Regions from separate parts of the Mus musculus genome. Here region 2 is linked to region 1. The links are chromatin contacts, found by Hi-C or POLR2A ChIA-PET in ENCODE. All regions are on one chromosome and are shown on one strand. The core of a region is the stretch at or near the end of the contact, and the rest is flanking DNA. Distances in the headings are between cores, read along the strand shown.

Region 1 (5,499 bases), core at 300-2,799:
TAACTTTTTGAACTAATATTGAATTAAATGTAGAATGTACTTTGATATTGTGATTAAGGCTGTATTTTGGACTTTGATATAGAACCCAATTCTTTTTTATATAATATTGGTTACTTATTCTTTGAGAATTTGATGTGTGTGACCTATAAAATAAAGCAAAACTAAGATCCTACCTGAAAAAAAATGGTAAAACTCGATGAAGAAATGCAAATTTCCTCCAATACCCACACAGGATATGCATTCATCAAATTCTCAAAGAATAAATAATCAATATTATATAGAAAAGAATCTGGATTCTATACCAAAGTCCAAGATACAGCATTAACCACAATATTGAACTACATTTTACTGACAAAACAGTTAAGGATTTATTTAAAACACCCTTTTTTCCCTCAATAATTTCTATTCTCTTCTTTGTTCCTCTGTTTCTCCAGTTCTTAAAACACAACCCCAATAATTATTTTTAATGACAATGTACAAGCTTTGCATCTTATTATTGTTGGAAGTTTTTGCATAGCTACAAACACAATGTGGAATTAATACAGCTTGAAAAGTGGGTAAAAGTAACTTTGTGTAGCGATAACAAAAATAAATAGGTGATACAGATAGATGGATGGATGGATGGATGGATGGATGGATGGATGGATGGAAGGACAGATGGGCAGGCAGGCAGACAGGGAGGTATGTAGATGATAAAAAGTTGCCAAGGTATATGAAATGAGCCCCAAGGAGACAGACTTTACAGCTCCAGGCTTTTTGACCTAGGTTTCTCTGGACACAGTAGCCCAGCGGCACTTCTACTGACGTTTTCATTACCTCAGAGTGAAAGGATGGACTGTTTTTCTTGAGAAGCAATCTGCTCCTTCAAGATTTCTCTAAATAAAAAGCAACAAAACCTACTACAGTGATGGTCTACCTGTAGTCTAACAGTAAACTACAGAGAAATGAAAGCACTCTGGCCCTTTTGCAATCTCTACAGACCCTTTACACTGCTCGGTCATTTCACTGTCCTTGCACTATCCTCCCTTTCTCCTGGTTTCCTTTTCTTTCTTCTCTCCTTCCCTTCCTTCATTTAATGTCTTCTTCCTTTCCCATCCTTTTTTTTTTTTCTTCCAGTATCATATCTCCAAGCTGTAGAGCTGCCCTATGACCTCCAGTAGCTGCCAAGGGAAAAGGCACTTTCAATTACAATTCCTTCTGTTTCTTTGGCTGTCTGGTCTCAACGCTCTGCCAACTGTGCCGCTGCAAACAGCAACCCCATAGCTCCCCCAACAATGATAGTTCCTCCTGCCTCACTCTTGTTTGAATTGAGGACAGAAGTGAAAACAAAAATCTTTCAGTCCTATCCTCAGTTTGACTAGACCACACTTCATCATTACAGATGGGGATGGATGGCAGCCAGGCCCCCACTTCCTTAGAGCATCTTCTCCAAAGGCCCCTTCACTCACCCAGCTCTTCCATTGTCCTATACCTGCGATGCTCTAGTCTCGAAGATTGTGAAGAACTTTGTTGGCATGTGGTGAAGAAGAGGACCACAACGGAACTGAATGAGACAGTGCGAAGCAGCCTCTGTGACCCCTTTTGGTTCCTGTATTTGCTTAGCACTTCCTCACTTTTGATTTGCTGAATACTTTTTCTTTTCTAGTAGCTCAGGGTTTTTTTTTTGTTTTGTTTTGTTTTGTTTTTTGGTTTGTTTTTTTTTTGGGGGGGGGTTTTATATGTTTGTTTGTTGTTTTAATTGTGCTAACAGAAAAAGGCAGGTTGTGCAAGATTGAAGTTTTGATGCTACATTGGCCAAGGTGGCTATAAAAATTGAAAGTTAATTCTTTTTTTAATTTAAACACCTACTGTATTCAAGGGCTTATCTTGAACACACATAGAAATTTTAGGCTTATACTTAAAGAGTTTTCCAAGTTTAAGTTTCCCATTGCCCACTGCAGGCTATTTTCTGTCTCCTTCCTTTTCTTTCCTTCTCTTCCTCCTCCTTTTCCTATAAAACTAGAAGACCATGGAAGTACAGGTCCTTTCTTAAAATTTCTGATTAAATAGCATCAACTTCATTTCACTATTTGTACTTACTTAGTACAGCTGACCTCACTTCCCATACAAACTGTGATTTTTTAAAACAGACGTTTTAATAATTGTGTGTGTGTGTGTGCTCATGTAGGCATTCATAAGTTGTAAGAGTAAGAAAGCGCTCTCCTTGTACCACTGGGGTCCCACAGATGAAATTCATCAGACTTTTCAGCAAAGTGCCTTTATCTGCTAAGCAATCTCACTGGCCCAGATTATAGATTCTTTAAAGTTGAAGAGAAGTGGGTTCACTTTTGAATTCTCTGATCCTGGTTTATCCAGTTATTCAACATTCAAACGTCTACAGAATAAGGAAGAATCAATTGAGAAGATTTAAGATACTGGGTACTAAGCTTCCAGAATCTGAATTACAATTCCTGCTCAGTTCACAATTTCTCCAAAAAGGTGAGAGAGGTAGATTTTTATCTTATTGTGCCTTTGTTCATCTCAAAAGGAAACAAACAAACAACAAACGCATTTAACAGAAAATTGCCTAGAAAAGGCAGTATATAAAGAACTATAAGTATGGCCCTGTGAAGTGGGTTTTGTCCCAGTGTTTACCAAGAGACTAACAGGAATAGGGAGTAATAACTGGCTAGAAGAATAGAATAAAGGGATAGTTTTGTAATGATCATCTTTTAAAAGGAACAAGTCATTCATTTTACTAAAACCTTTTTTAAGAGGCTCGCTTTTTGTATTACTTTAAGCAGCCATTGGATGTCAGTGCTGTTCCAAACGTGCTCATTGCAAACAGCGCTAGAAAATTCATTCCTACTGATACCGTCGGGTTTTAGAACTGAAAAGGACACTAATCCTTTGAAAGCGCAAAACTCGGTAGACTATAAAACATTTGCCTTATCTGTGTGGCAAATGAGCCAGATGCTGGGAGGAAAAGAAGAAAGAAAAATGAACTTCTTTAAAAGTCTAAAATTTAATGGCTAATATAAAATTCTGAATCAGATTTCCAAACTTTGTATCTTTCCATACTGTTGTGTAGATTTTAACTTAAGACGTTTGCATCTTCGAAGTGTAAGGAGTCTCCTTGAAAGTCGTTTCCTGGTTGCAATGTGTAAAAGGCAACCCAAGGAATGCAAACAATGTTTAAGAGGGAAAGAAATGCATACAAACGTATAAGAGGCTGCATTACCACCAGTTGCGGTTTGAACGATTGGAAAGCCCCCTTTCCCCATCAGGAAGGTACTTAGCTGTAAACGCTAGTCAGAGCTGCTATTATGACTGTGTTTCCTGTGCCGCAGAAACATCTACAGACCGCAAAGGCATTCAGCCTCGGGGTGGAGAACGTGAGCGACAGCTAACTTATCCACAAAAAAATCAGTGAGTCACGCTAACCGGCTCTCCAGCTCCAGCACCACAGCCAACGGCAATTCCGTGGCGCCCCATCCCTACCAGGAAACAACTTTACACTTCGTCCTACACGTTTTATTAAAATTAAGTTGACAGACGCAGAACGAGTCCCTAACCTCCTGGGCTTCACAAGTGAGAGGCTCAACACAAGATGGAGGAATAAAAAGGAGCGTAGCTAACAGGTCGCAGAGGAGGCGTCAAATGACCAGACCGAAGTAAGTAAAGACTATGACGAGGGCACTTCGGAGCACTTACACAAAAAAAGATTAAAAGAAGTAGGATTCTCTCCCAGGGACCCCTAGCCTGTAATTGGCTCAATATTTTTGCCAGTTGTACGCAGGCGTCGCGACCTAACCCGGAAGCAATGCCTCGCTAAAACGTAATCTCAGACCTCAGATAGACGCTCCCAGCCTTCCCTCTGCCTCTAGTTTCCCATGATTTCTCTGGAAGCGCAGAGTAAATAGGACTACGTCTCCCAGAGTGCCCTCGGCGAAGTTGGCCCTGCGCGTGCGCCTCACGACTATCCCGCGCTGTCCCCTCGGCCCCGCCTCTATCCTATCGCCGCCATTTTTTCAGAGACTTTCATCCGGCAACGGACAGGGCCTTTTTTTTCTTAAAGGAGAAGCTGCAACTCAAATAATTTACCACTTCTCCCCTCGAGAGCTGGCGGCGCTGGGGACAGAAAGGCCAGAGCAGGAAGGTGGGGGTCTGGGTGGAGGCGGGATAACGTCCAGGCTACTTCTTAGGCTAGTAAGAACCCTTGAGGGGACAGCGGCGCCTCCGGGAGGCAGGTGCGCGCGCAGCCGGCAGGGGGGTGCGCGCGCGGCTGAGAACGGTGCGTTTTGTCCTCGCCTCCGCCCTCGCCAGCCCTGCCCCTCCCACCGCCCCTAGCTTGAGCCGAACTCCAAAGTGGGGGGGGAGAAAGGTCACTTTGGGATTGTCGCGAGACGCAGCCGTTTAACGGTGAGAACGGGCGCGCGGGCAAGGAAACCTCGCGCTCTCCCTCGGAGCCGTTTCCTGATTGGTTGGAGGAAGGGGTGGGGGAGGGCACCGAGTGCGCTGCTGCGTGTGAGACCGCGAGGGGCCGGGCCAGGGGGGCCGATCCTCCCCTCCGATTGGCCCGCTGCGTGTCCGTCCGGGTGCGCGCGTGCGCGCCGCCGGCGGTCGCTGGCTTGAGTGGCAGGGGGCGGGTGGGGGGGGGCGCCCTCGGAACGGGCGGAGGGGCGGGGGGGAGAGAGGCGCTCCGGAGTGAGGGAGCCGGACGCTCCGGGAGCCGAGGGGGGCGGGGGGAGCTGCGCCGCGGGCGCCGCCGCCTCCACCGCCTGGGACGCAGGGGTGGGGGACGGACGAGCCCCGATGCCGGGGGAGACGGAGGAGCCGCGATCCCCGGAGCAGCAGGACCAGGAAGGGGGCCCAGCAGCGGCGGCCGACGCGGCTTCGGAGGAGCTCCGGCCCGGCGCGGCGGCGGCGCCGGCGGCGCCTGCAGAGACCGCGAGCAGCCGCGTGCTGAGGGGAGGTCGGGACCGCGGCCGGACCGCTGCGGCCGCCGCCGCCGCCGCTGCCGCTGTGTCCCGCCGGAGAAAGGCCGAGTATCCCCGCCGGCGGAGGAGCAGCCCCAGCAACAGGCCTCCCGACGGCCCAGGGCATCAGCCCGCGGCCGCGAAGCCCCCGTCTCCTGCTCAGGGCAAGAAGAGTCCGCGACTCCAGTGAGTAACAGTCTTTGAAGCGTTGGGGAAGACCCCCCTCTAGTTCTCTCTCCCCTCCCGGCTCCCGTAGCGCCCGCTCCACGTGACACCCTGCTTGCTCTGCCCCCTGCCGGCTCGGCACGCCAGATGTCACGCCGCTGGCGGCCGGGCTCCGGCTGCTTCACTGCCTGTGGCCGCCAGCCCACGCCCGAAGTCGCCCAGTGCAGGCTGCACGCCCTCTGCCTCCCGCCTGCTCGGTCCTCACTCTGGCTTCTGCACCCCCTTTGTCAGCCTATCGCTTCCAGTGTTACATCACATCCCCGTTAGGAAATCAGCCGCACCATACTAGCCCTGAAGAGTGTTTTTACCTGTTCTT
Region 2 (5,031 bases), core at 803-3,302, 340 kb after region 1:
CAGAATTAACCAAGGGGTTCCCCATTATACAACTGAAGAACCCACCAAAGGGGACTGAAAACTTGAACCCCAACTCATAATCCAGGGACACACATACCTTGAGGCTTTCAAACAGGTTCAGTGGGATGTAGCCTGCTGGGCATGACTGTGCATTTGTCATAGGGTTGATGGTCTTGTCAGTGAAGACTCCTCCAAAGAGAAGTCCTGAGTTGTCAGGTACTTGGCCAGCAGCCACACACCAATAAGCCCTAAATTCAGCCTTGGCCACTCTGAACACATCTTCACACACTGTCTTGCAGAAAATCTTGAGGGTGCATTTCTTTTTACATTCCAGACGACTGTAACCCTCTTCATGGGTCTGGGAGAGCAGATGGACAGGGGTGTAGCCAGGGGGACAAGAGAAATCACCTGTGAGCAGGTTCTTCTGCTCCAGGTTTTGGCAAAGAACATCACCTGACAGTTCAGTGCATTCCTGATAAACTCCACCAAAGGTGAAGTTGGTGACTTTCGCATCACAGGAATCATCATCCATATTGGCTTGAAAATTAAAGTTGGGGGAATCAACATTTGTGCATCCTGGGTGAGTGTTAAAAGTGTAATAGTGTCTCACAGCAGTTTCCACTGTCTTCGACAGCTTCTTCACCAAGGGACCTGGCAAGCCAGGTAGCTTGTCAGGTTTAATGAAGAAATGCAGAGGCAAGCCAGCACGGTCTATTGCCACTAGGTGGTTAGTGATGCCCTTCTGCCAGGTTTCTAAGGTGATGCCTGGATAGAAGGGAACCCCTCCAAAACTCTGCACCCTGGAGTTGGTCCTGTTCGACAGGTAGTCCTTCGTCAAACTGGTCTGAGAAATGTAGTCTGTTTCAACTTTGAAGTTCACAATGTTTAAGAAGGCAATCCCTGCAGAAGCGGTCACGGTGTTCTGGCTATTCTGGTTGTCCAGAAGGAAGGAGGACCTTACGTGATCCTCCTGAACCAGTGCAGCCCCAGCATCCACACTAGTGATTACGTGTGTGCCATAGTTGAGGATCAAGAGCTCTGCCAGGTAGGTGGCCATCTTCGTCTGGTTTTTCTCTAGTTGGTCACAGATGTCCATAAGTGCCTTCGTAAACCCCAAGCTGAGCTCTGAAGTTGGGGTGGTTTTCACTGTGTAGATCCGGTTTCTTACCTGAACCCTGGTAGTCACAGCTTGGTCCTTTACTTGAAGGGTCTTCATCCTTTGGAACTCAGTAGAGAACTTGCCGTTGACTCTGGAGAAAAGGGCGAGTTCTGTGTTGATAGAAAGTGAGGTGGTACTCTGGTAATTCATCCAGGACTCCAGGACTTCTGAGTTCATCTCCAGGTTGCTCTCTTTCTGAGGAATAGTATACACTTCATCGGGGATGATGTACTGCCCATCTTCTGTGGTCTTACAGTTGGTGTATGTCAAGTCCATCACCCGTCCCATGTCTACATTTCTCAGATTATCCCAGCCTCCTCCTGGTAGGACCTCCAAGACAGGTAGTTTCAGGGCATTCTTGCATATTTGAAATCCAGTGGTACCCGTTTCTCCAAGAGGCTTGTCTGCTTCAGCACACGCTATTATCATCCAGATGAGGACCAAGGCCATGAAGCTGTTCATGGCGCAGATGGTTTTGGCCATATACCAGCCCTAAGCATTCACCAACAAGACTGGGGCAAACAGAAGGATGGAAAAGAAAGCGGTTGTTGAAACAGAAAATTCTACAGTTCTCCTAAAACCATCAGTTCCTCTTTATGCTGCTCCAATTGCAAAACAGAGAAGTGAAAGCTGGTTGGAATATTAGAGACCATTAGTACCTTGTAAAAATTATTCTACTCTGGATATGCAAAGATACACTCTTCAATCCCCCCCCCCCCACACACACCCTATGTCCCTCACCCTGCCTTTCTTCTACACAGGGGTTTGGCACCCAGTAAAAGTGTGGATTCAACAACTTACCTCTGTCAGAAGGCTCTGTCTGGCTTTTGTTTCACTCTCTTTGACTTCAAAACCTGCCTTTCTCTTCTTTTGTGAAATCACAGTATTAGTTTCTTTTTACTGGAAACGCAGGAGTTAGTAGCAACCTTGTGCTTATTTACATACCCCGCCTCCAGGCTACTCTGTGTCAAGGACAAATCTTAGATGTCTCATTGGTACACTGAAGTTGGGGCCTGCCCCCTGAGAACAAAAGTGTAAAATAATAAATAAATAAATAAATAGATAACCTCAGATGCATGCTTTGTGAGGTCTCATTGTTACAAACTCAAACAGTCCTATTTTGGAGATAGACTTATCTAGGGCTGAACTGCTCAGGAAAGCATTCCGTTTGCTGGGAACCCTCACCCTGAATTGTTCTGGGCATCCTGGGTGAGGGTGAGGGCTTCCACGCTGTTCTGTTTTTCTCCGTTCAGAGAGAAATATTCAAGAGAAGACAAAAGCCACACTACAAATTTGCAAAGTTTGGTTTACTCAAAGCATACAAACGGCCCAGGAGCATCCGTGCTTGTGTCCACACATTTGTCTGATCGTCTCCATGTGTGCAATTTTTAAACTAAGCAGCAACTGACCACACGTTTAACTTTTTCATCCAAAAACTTTTTTGTCAGCAAAGACAGCAAAAAAGGAAACATGCTCTTTATTACATGGGTTAAAAGTACTAAAATTCATTTCTTCTATTGTCAGGAAAACATAATGAGCACTCTTTTCTCAACACCCACCTCTTCTTTTTGTCTAGCAGTGATACTAGCTCCTTTAGATTTGTGATTCAGAGAGGAGTAGTCTGTGCTAGCGATCAAGTATCAGAATTAAGGGAGGCTTAGGTGAATTACACAGTTGTAACACCTGGAGTGTCTTGGTTCATTTAGCAGCAGCCAGGAACTCTATAGCAGATAATAAATCTTCACACAGCACCCTCATAGCACCCCAGATCATTTTAGGAGCAAGATGCAGGGCTAAGACTTTAAAAGCAGAAACATGTTTCAGCCGTGGGTGAAGACTACCACCTGTGTATAGGCTGTGAAGATCTTAACGAACTAAATTATCTCAGGTTGTCATTGAGGAAGCAACAAAGCATTTTTGAAGGACTTGAGCTTCCCTAGCCATGATCCAGGCTCCAGTGGTGTTCTGTAAATCCATAAAAGCCTTAGCATGGTTCTATTCATGCCAAGGTGTTTGGGGAAACTGACTCACACCAGCCTCCAATGAGGAATGAGTTTGTGAACGATGTCCAAGCTATACCAAGTTGGAGAACCCAGCCGAGTCACTGCAGAGGGTGCTCTAGTTCATATATAAGCAGGGTTATGTATTTATACCTCAGGAGACAGCACCTAGAGTTTAAAAGCTGAGACTTGAACGCCCTTGAGTGCTTGCAATAACTCAGTAAGTGCACTCTTCTATTTTAACTGGCTTATGCACACCTATTTGATGACAGGCAGGCTAGCAATTTCTTCTTGTTCTCTCTTTTCTAAATCACGTTGAGGGCTGGGGACGTGGTTATGAGGGTGCAGTGTTTATTGTGCAGGTACTAAGTCCTGAGTTTGGATCCTTAGAACTCGCCTAAAATGTGCACACAGCAGTGCATGCCTGGATCTCCAGTGCTGGAGAATCCCAAGAGACTGCTAGCTAGTGAGTAAGCTAAGCGACTGCTAAGATGTTAAGCTTCAGGTTAAGTGAGAGACCCTGTCTCAAAAATAAATAATAAATAAATAAATAAATAAATAAATAAATAAATAAATGCAGTGGAGAAGCAATTTAGGAAAAATTATGATGTCAACCTCAGCTTCTGCATGTGCCTGTGTGGGTGACCCCATATCACATACACACACATACACACACACACACACACACACACACACACACACACACACACACCACAGCACACACAAGAATAATATAAATAAGCCATAGATCCTGTTGAGACCTTGATATCCTGAAGCGAGAGGCAGGTAAAGTAAGCACAGATGGTTCTAGATTCAAGTCTTAGCAAATTGCTAAACAGTCTCTCATTATTTTCTGTCCTTTCTTTTTAGTACAGTTTTCCACTCTAACATCACATAAAATGGAAGAATGGCAAAATATTCTACAGACAACACAAGTTTTTCAAACAATGTTTATAATGAAAAATTATTGTGTTATACAATGATATGTAAAAACAATAGCATCATGAACCCAGATATGGCCAAGTATATAAAATTAGAGGCTCCAACACCAGCCAATTGACAGTGTCTGGTCAATAGAGTTTGTTGAATAATTTTTTTACTCTTAAATCTCCAGAGATTCTTTGATTTTCTTGCGTTTTCAACAATGATAATGTCTTAGCTATGAGGTTTTTTTTTAAACTGAGCATTTATTAACTACTAAATAACAATGACTATCAGTTTATATTCAGTAAAACAACTCAAGCAATACAGATATATATTTTAAATTTTTTAATTTTTGATGTAGAACACAATTAAAACATTTCTCCATTCTCATTCCTTCCCACAATCCATCCCATATACCTCTCCCCACTCTACTTCAATTTCATGGCATTTTTTTTACTAATTGTGAATGCATACATATATGTATATGTATGTGTATGTGTGTGTACATGTCTCTGTGTACATGTGCTTAGGTGTGTACATGTGTCTATGTGTATGTCTGTGTATGTGTATCTGGATGTATATGTGTGTGTTTGTGTACATGTATGTGTATGTATGTATATAAATATATATTCTTAAATGTAACCACTCAGTCCTTATAACGTTACTTATATTTTCAGGACTGACCATGTGGCACTGGAAAACCAATTAGTATGCTCTTGTTTTTTTTTTAAAGCATCAAATTACTTTTGGCATTTTCGTGTGCCCGTGGAGGTTGAACGCATGGCTTTTATGATTTCTTTGGTGAAGGAGGTTTAGCTGGTGAGAAACAATGAAAGAAGAAGTGAAATGGTGAGACTCCAGGGCACAACCTCCATTTGCATGCCAGGACAGGAGGGCGGTGCTCAGAATGTCCGATGGGAGGACATTGGTGGGGATTTGACTAGCACC

The links. Hi-C counts contacts between places; a loop is a spot of excess contacts on that map. ChIA-PET counts read pairs that join two places held with the same protein, here RNA polymerase II (POLR2A).
Region 2: a loop to region 1 is called in a map of mature B cell, with 2.0 times the contacts of the local background. The contact joins the promoter of Mpeg1 here to the promoter of Lpxn in region 1. A Hi-C loop is called at or near these places in 4 of 37 maps with a recorded cell type or tissue (Patski, mature B cell, regulatory T cell and 1 more). POLR2A ChIA-PET finds 5 or more read pairs at or near these places in 2 of 5 experiments (Patski and embryonic stem cell).

Annotation. Positions count from the first base shown.
Region 1 is chr19:12,794,629-12,800,127 of GRCm38, reverse strand. It overlaps Lpxn (leupaxin), which reads right to left and starts at 1,549. Exons shown (of 9, transcript NM_134152.4): 1 at 1,449-1,549. The coding sequence starts at 1,461. It overlaps Zfp91 (zinc finger protein 91), which reads left to right and starts at 4,005. Exons shown (of 11, transcript NM_053009.3): 1 at 4,005-5,144. The coding sequence starts at 4,795. It overlaps Gm44505 (predicted readthrough transcript (NMD candidate), 44505), which reads left to right and starts at 4,005. Exons shown (of 13, transcript NR_024093.1): 1 at 4,005-5,144.
Region 2 is chr19:12,457,791-12,462,821 of GRCm38, reverse strand. It overlaps Mpeg1 (macrophage expressed gene 1), which reads right to left and starts at 2,052. Exons shown (of 2, transcript NM_001374668.1): 1 at 1,961-2,052; 2 at 1-1,671. The coding sequence starts at 1,621.